2 separate regions of the Homo sapiens genome follow, and region 2 is linked to region 1. The links are chromatin loops, found by intact Hi-C in ENCODE. Cell type or tissue: ovary. All regions are shown on one strand.

The links. A loop is a pair of places that touch in the nucleus more often than their neighbours do. Peaks named below come from ENCODE experiments on the same cell type or tissue, not always from the same donor. Only the 100,000 strongest peaks of a DNase experiment are listed, where the experiment ranks them.
Region 2: it touches region 1 in a loop (31-fold over the local background); 1 of 110 quality-filtered maps calls a loop at or near these places.

Annotation. Positions count from the first base shown.
Region 1 is chr16:21,982,800-21,986,799 of GRCh38, reverse strand. UQCRC2 (ubiquinol-cytochrome c reductase core protein 2) reads right to left here. Exons shown (of 14, transcript NM_003366.4): 14 at 3,140-3,712. The coding sequence ends at 3,629. PDZD9 (PDZ domain containing 9) reads left to right here. Exons shown (of 4, transcript NM_001363519.1): 4 at 2,140-2,935. The coding sequence ends at 2,533. Among named protein-coding and RNA genes, the nearest start is that of PDZD9, 16 kb to the left of the region's middle. In ovary, no CTCF peak of the experiment used is centred here; no DNase peak of the experiment used is centred here.
Region 2 is chr16:22,147,779-22,151,778 of GRCh38, reverse strand. It overlaps VWA3A (von Willebrand factor A domain containing 3A), which reads right to left. Exons shown (of 34, transcript NM_173615.5): 28 at 3,473-3,617; 29 at 1,848-1,992; 30 at 933-1,084. Among named protein-coding and RNA genes, the nearest start is that of SDR42E2, 13 kb to the left of the region's middle. In ovary, no CTCF peak of the experiment used is centred here; a DNase peak (open chromatin) is centred at 1,852.

The DNA.
Region 1 (4,000 bases):
CACCTGACATATGCTCTCACAGCTCGCTCCTTCACATTTATCCCAATTTTAATGAAATAATCTGTGTAATCAGTTGTTCACTGTGTTTCCCTGGGAGAATGTGAACTCCATCAAGGCAGGGACTGAGTCTGTCTTGTTTTGCTAAAATTGCCCTAGGACTTTCATGTGGTCAGTGGTTCACTTGTTTTTAATTTTTAATTTTAAAAGTCTTATTTTTGAGACAGGGTCTCACTCTGTCACTCAGGCTGGAGTGTAGTAGCACGATCACAACTCACAATCAAATCCTACTCAGCGACTCCTACACTGGAGGGCACGACTCTAAAAGCCTGGGCTCATGTGATTACATAACAACTATGTTCTAAGCATTTTCATTACATGGAGGAGTTTTGAGATCCAGAATATTAAATTCTAAGGATGGTAGACTGACCATTCAAAAGCAAAGAAAAGATAGAACAGTACAACTTAAGTAAGAGGCGAAAACCCACAAACAATACCAAGCACCTGCTGATTCCCTTTCTTAATTAGGCAAAGTACCCATATCTGAGGCATTTTAGTAACTTATGTATAACGCGGCAGGGAAAGAAGAAGGAAAAAGATGCTTTCACAAAGCTAGTATAAACTTTTCCAGGAGAAAATGGCACTGGGTATACACACTGGAGAAATTCTCCATGTAACGCTCTGGGTAGGCCAAGTGGTATAGAAAGTTTGTTTCTAGCCAATCCTGACCTCTGCAGGGTTGTGGCTTTATTACCTAATGACAATTTACCTGTCCTTTATGGTTACCTAACCATCAGAGTTGCCAAGGATTCCCCCTGCAGTCTGAAAAAAAAAAGTTACTAATACTTGGATTTAAAAAAAAAATTCATGTGCTGTTCAGGAAGACCTAGGTGTGTCTGAAGGCAAATCAGACAAAGAAAATCAGTATTTAAGACTAGTGGCTCTCAGTAAAAATTACTCATTATCAACTGTTTATTACTGGAAGAGATAAACTTTTGGAAAAGCCATTCAAATTATTGGAAGCAAATACAACAGGCAGACTGCCAAGGTTATTAGTGATAACACCAGAAGTCTTAACAGGTTGGCAGGGAAGAAACCTATTTCCTTTTAGCAGGGCAGAATGTACCAGAGATTTGTAATCACAAAGATCTAGTTTTGGTTCTGCTGGGCAATAGCACCAGGATGAGGGAAAGCAGGTGACAGAGCATTCATTCTGGAAAGTTAAAGCAAGCACAGGTACTGTAGGCATTAGGAAAGTTCAGAGACCTGGAGGTGCTAGCAGGCAAGCACCACCTAGTTTCAACAATCAAGAAAGTCAATAATTGGAGAAAGTTAAAAACAACAACAACAACAACAACAAAAACCTGGCTGGGCACAGTGGCTCATGCCTGTAATCCTAGCACTTTGGAGGCCAAAGTAAAGATTGCTTGAGGCCAGGAGTTTGAGACAGGCATGGGCAACATAGGGAGATCCTGTTTTAAAAATAAATAAATAAATAAAAATAAATAAAAATTAGCCAGGTGCGGTGGCATACAGCATACACACCTGTAGTCTCAACTACTTTGGAAGCAGAGGCCAGAGGGTCACTTGAGCCCAGGAATTCAAGGTTGCAGTGAGCTATGATTGTACCACTGCACTCCAGCAAGGGTGACAGAGCAAGACCCTCTCTAAAAAAAAGACTCTAAGACTTACTAATGACTAGGATGTTGAAGATCCTTAAGGCCCACTATTTCCTGACTTCCTGACTCCTCTGGAAATCAGTAATGTTGTGTTAATGCCACGTGAGCCACAAGAATAGAGTTCTCAGGAGATGGCCAGGTTGAATCCGTCACTTTAGCTGCAGTGAAATTAACCTACCCTTTAACACCTCCTAATATTCTGGTCAGTAGTCTAGTATAAGTCTGTGCAAAACTTTTTAAGGTATGGTGAAGTAATTTAAGGCAGAATTTGATTTCCATTTAGAAATGGAAAAAGATTTCAAGACGATTTAAAAAAGAGAAACATTTCAATGACACAGAAAGGTAATGCTAAAGCTAAATTGTATCTTTTATGAGTCAAAGCAAGTTATAAGGCATCTTGTTAGGGGACCATAAATGTTTAGACATGAAGAATCTATTTTATTCACTATTCTTTTCATTTCAGCACACCAAAGAAAATTGAGCTGGCAAAAGATGAATCTTTCACAAGCAGTGATGATAATGAAAATGTAGATTTAGATAAAAGACTTCAATATTATAGATATCCGTGGTCAACTGTGCATCACCCTGCAAGGAGACCAATATCCATCTCCAGAGACTGGCATGGATATAAGAAGAAGAACCATACTATTAGTGTAGGAAAAGACATTAATTGTGACGTGATGATTCACAGAGACGACAAGAAAGAAGTGAGGGCCCCTTCTCCATACTGGATAATGGTGAAGCAAGACAATGAAAGCTCTTCCTCCTCTACCTCCTCTACCTCAGATGCATTTTGGCTGGAAGATTGTGCCCAAGTTGAAGAGGGTAAAGCCCAACTGGTATCAAAGGTTGGTTAGCAAATCTGTGGTCATATGAGCATTTATCTTGCAGACACCCAAGTTTTGTGCCTCACCAGGCACAAGTTTGCTGTACTTATCAAGGACTGTCTGTAGACTCACCAATTCTCTTCTCTTATGACTGCGTTATAAAGCCTTTAGAGATGTTCTTCAACAGGATTATCTAAAGACTTCCTTGGGTTCTTGCAGGCCTCACAAATCTTATTTTCAGAATAAGACCCTCCTTTTTGAGAAGAATTTCTTTCTTTTAGAAAATGCCGTAGAGAAATCCAATATCAGAATGTCTGAACATAGTAGAGAATGTCACTTTATGTAAACACTACATTTTTCTTTAAATATTTAGTTTCTCTCTTTTTTTTGGTAAACTTCAAGTACTATAATTAAAATAACTAAGAGACATAATTCTTTGGCTAGTTATTCACATTAGAATTCTTTTTTTTTCCCCTTTTTAGCCCTTCTTTTACTGTAAATGTTGAATTGAGAGTTAATTATTTGGAAGAGACAGGATAGTAACAGATAAGGGAGAGACAGGAGATGAGAGAAAAACAAAACTCTGTCAATGAAGATAAATCAGACATAAAAAAATGAATGAATGGGAATATAGGATATGATTGATAGGAAATGTATGTTTTTTGGAAATAATTTTATTGCAAAAAAGGCAAAACAGGGGTAAAAACCAGACCATTTAGCTGTTGACACCCAAAATGACAAATTTTGAACTTGCTTTCATCTTAAACGCCACCAATAGTAATCTGGCACTATTTACCCCGATAGCCACTTAGCCTTAATTTTAATAGTTTCTGATGCTTCTATACTCAATAATTATATTCCTGTCTCCTTTAAAGCATCTAAAACAAAGATATCAGCACATAATAAATACTTGTTGATTAACTCATTGAGAAAAACGTAAGAAAAACACTTAAACAGAATGTTTTATTGACTTTAGGTCAGCTGGGAATAATTACCTGCATTTATGCCTTATTTTACCTCACTGGAAAAAAGACAAATGATATATTAGAGACTTCTGACTTTCATGTGTTTGCTGCTCTGGGCTGAGAGAACGTTCAGCTCTCTCCTGTAATGTGTGCATCAGTATTACAACTCATCAACAAAAGGTGTATGTCCCAAATTTCCACTTGCTGCCATTGACTTCTGGCCAGAAACAAACTTCTTTGCCGCCTTTAAAGAAACAAACAAAAGACAAAATTAACAAAAATAAAAATATATATCATCAAGCAGGCGAACTTATTTTGTCATTTCAAGAATTTATGGATAGGACATTCTTTTTTTTTTTTTTTTTTTTGAGGTGGAGTCTCGCTCTGTCACCCAGTGTGGAGTGCAGTGCTGCGATCTTGGCTCACTGCAGCCTCCGCCTCCCAGGTTCAAGCAATTCTCTGCCTCACCCTCCCAAGGAGCTGGGATTACAGGCATGTATCACTATGCCCAGCTAATTTTTGTATTTTTAGT
Region 2 (4,000 bases), 160 kb before region 1:
TTTTTTTTTTTGAAGGAGCTGAGTATGTCTTATCTGACATGTGTTCTTTTTCACATTTTTATTTTGTTTTGTAGAGATGGAATCTTGCTATGATATCCAGGCTGGTCTCGAACTCCTGGCCTCAAGTGATCCTCCCACCTCAGTCTCCCAAAGCACTGGGATTATAGGCATGAGCCATTGTGCCCGGTCATAGCACATGGTCTATAGTGATCGTTTATAAAAAAAAATAACCATGACAATGCTACATTAATATTTTTCTCTCTGGCTTTTCCCCTAAATGTCCCCTAAATATTCACAAATGTGATCCCAGGGAAGAGTAGGAGGGAGACTGTAAAATGACTGTGTGAATCCCTTGCAAATGTGTTTCCAGGCTGGAGGAAGTCAGAGGGAAATATCTGGGTAAAGAGAGGGGTTTTCACCCTGTGGTGTGACACCGGCTTGGGCCGTCTAGAAAAACAATGCTTCTCCTAACTTCTTTCTTTTCTTTCTTTTTTTTTTTTTTTGACAGTCTCACTCTGTTGCCCAGGCTAGAGTGCCATGGTGCAACCTCCGCTGACTGCAACCTCTGCCTCCCTGGATCAAGTGATTCTCACGTCTCAGTCTCCTGAGTAGCTGGGATTACAGGCGCCTACCACCACACCTGTCTAATTTTTGTATTTTTAGTAGAGACAGGGTTTCACCATGTTGGCCAGACTGGTCTTGAACTCCTGACCTCAAGTGATCCACCTGCCTCAACCTCCCAAAATGCTGGGATTACAGGCGTGAGCCAGCATGCCCGGCCGCTTCTCCTAATTTCTGATTTACAGGATTAGGGCCCAGGAGAAACCCGTGTCTAAGTGAGCAGCTAGATTAGGTGAGGGGCTTGGATCTCCCTGCTGAGATGTGTGGCTGTGGAAAAAGAATAAAACTCAGTCAGACTCCATATTGCGCACCTGTCTGAGCAGTTCAAGGAAATGGTGTGCACTTTCACATCTCTTTTCTCCCTGAGTTTTTGGACTTCATTTAGGACAAGGCTGCAGCTTGTGTCTGGCTTTCCGTCGGTCAGGAGGTACAATCCTTCCAGATCATGGAAACTGAAAGCTTTCTGAAAGAACGCAGGAAGGCTGTCAGGCTCAGGGGAGAGGCTCACCCAGAACACAAGAACCAAATGCCTAAAGGTAGTGCCTGCTGCCGCCTCTGCCAAAATGCATCTGATTGGATGCCACTGACCTGTTCAAAAAGACTGAGATTCTCTTTCAGCCTCAGACAGACTAAGGAAGCTGCTGAGGTTTAGGAGAAATAGCATGGTTCACTGCCTAGCTGGTTAATCCCAAGCAAGTCACTTAACCTCTCTGAGCCTCTGTGTCTTCATCTATTTTTTTTAATTTTTATTTTTTTGAGATGGAGTTTCGTTCTTGTTGCCCAGGCTGGAGTGCAATGGTGCAATCTCGGCTCACTGCAACCTCTGCCTCCCAGGTTCAAGCAATTCTCCTGCTTCATCCTCCCAAGTAGTTGGGATTACAGGCATGTGCCACCACGCCCGGCTAATCTTTTGTATTTAGTAGAGACGGGGTTTCACCATGTTGGTCAGGATGGTCTTGAACTCCTGACCTCAGGTGATCCACCTGCCTTGCCCTCCCAAAGTGCTGGGATTACAGGTGTGAGCCACCGCACCCAGCCTGTGTCTTCATCTATAATGTGAGAACATTGAGAATCCTTTTCTCACTCGGGTGTTGGGAAGATGAAATGATGTAGTGCTTTGTAAATTATAAAGCGCCCTTTGTAAATCCTAAAGCATCGTGCAGCATCAGCATAGGGGATGATGGTATTTGTTTTGCGTCAAGGTCGGGCTCCGTGGTGGGACTTGCCAGCAATGCTTGCAAGATGGAGGTGCTGCCCTGAGCTTGCAGGTGGGTCACCCATTGCATAGCCTCATGACACGCTGCATCTGTGGTCTCCACCAGCGTGTCCTGCCATGACTGAAAGCTCTCTGCAAAGCTGAGCAGGTTAAAACTGGGGAGGAGGAAAAGAGGAGGTGAGGGGCAGAGAAGGGGAGAAAGAGATTGGTTAGAACAGGCCTGTCTAGATTGAATTCAGATAAGTTACCCTCATGAGGACTATTCTTGCTCGTCACTGAAGACCCCTACAACGAGCCCTGTGGCCCCTCAGGGAGAGGGCTGTGGGGCCTCTTGAGAATGAGAGGGTACACACTGACAATTTGAATGCAGACAGAAATAGATTTAAATCCCAGCCCAAGCCAGACACAGTGGCCTGTGCCTGTAATCCCAGTACTTTGGAAGGCCAAGCTGGGAGGATTGCTTGAGGCCAGGAGTTCAAGACCAGCCTGGGCAACATAGTGAGACCCCCATCTCTACGAAAAAGATTTTTAAAAAATTAGCCAGGCATGGTGGTGTGCGCCTGTAGTCCAAGCTACTTGGGAGGCTGAGGTGGGAGATCACTTGAGCCCAGGACGTTGAGGCTGCAGCGAGCTATGATCACACCACTGCACTCCAGCCTGGGAGACAGAGTGAGACCCCGTCTCAAAACAAACAAGCAAACAAACAACCCAAACAATCCTATCTCAGCCAGTGACTGGTTACCCGATCTTCAGCAAGTGTCTTAACCTCTTGAAGTCCTGGCTTCCTTTTCTGAAAAATGGGGGCCGATAACAGCAACACCTCACGGGCTCATTGTGAGAGTTGATGAAATGATGCGTGTAAAGCATCTGGTGCACAGAAAGTGCTCAATAAATGTATACTCTGATTAAGGCAAGAACGAGGCCTAGTCTACGATGAGAGTCCCCTGGGGTCCCCTTCGGGTCAACCCTTCTGGATGGGGAAAATAAACAACTTCCTCCACTCAAAAATCAAGTTCACAAAAATTAAAAAAATTAAATCATTAAATAATTTAAAACAAATCAAGTTCAGCTGAAAGCCATACTTCAAGGCCACATGGTAGTTCCTTTGCTGTGCTTGCAATTGTCCCTAGGCCTGAAATTAATTTTTAAAAATTGCGTTCCTTTTTTTTTTGAGACAGGGTCTTACTCTGTTGCCCAGGCAGGAGTGCACTGGTGCAATCATAGCTCACTGCAGCCTCAACCTCCTGGGCTCAAGTGATCCTCCCTTCTCAGCCTCCCAAGTAGTTGGGGCTACAGGTGCACACCACCATACCCAGCTAATTTTTAAATGTTTTGAAGAGATGGGATGACACTTTGTTGCTGAGACTGGTCTTGAATTCCTGAGCTCAAGTGATCCTCCTGCCTTGGCCCCCAAAATTGCTGGGATTACAGGTATGAGCCACCATACCCGGCCTCTAAAAACTGATTTCCTTCACAGCAGAGCAGAATACAGTGCTCTTTCCTACTCAAACGCGTTACTCAGAAGAGCATCTCAGAAACTCCAGGCCTGTTGGCACTGAGAAGAGGGGGCGTGCTTGGCCAGGGAAGCCCCAGGAACTGCCCCTTTGATCTTCCTGATCAGCCCTCGCCTCCTACCTGTCACAGCACTTCCGCAGCTGTTCCCAAATCAGCAAAACCAGCTCTGTCTTCACCTGCTGCAGGTAGGGGCCCATGGACCCTGACGTGTCCAGCAATATGCATACTTTGCTCTCCAAAACGGTGCCAAACAGTCGGCGGCTCCCTGCTCCGAGACAGGTGGGGAAGAGGCAGGGAGGGAGTGAGGGGTCCCTCCTCCTGGGTGGTTTCCCTCACTCTATCTATCAAGTATAAAGTCTTGTGACACCTGTTGCCTGCCTGATCATTGATTGGATGTCACCCCACTGAGAGACGGCTTTTGTGGTGCTGTGGGAGGGGTCGATTGTCCAAGGACAGACCTGGTCAGTGGTTTGGGCTTTGGGAGATCGAGATTTCAGCTCTGGCTTTGTCTGTGATGAGTTGCACAAGCGGTTATAACCTCCTGGGCTTGAATTTCCTTATCCTTAAAGTTAAGTGATTGGATTAAATAGTACCATGACATTGTTTTAAAATATTAGATGGTGTTTGGGTGTGTACTGGTATGTGAGC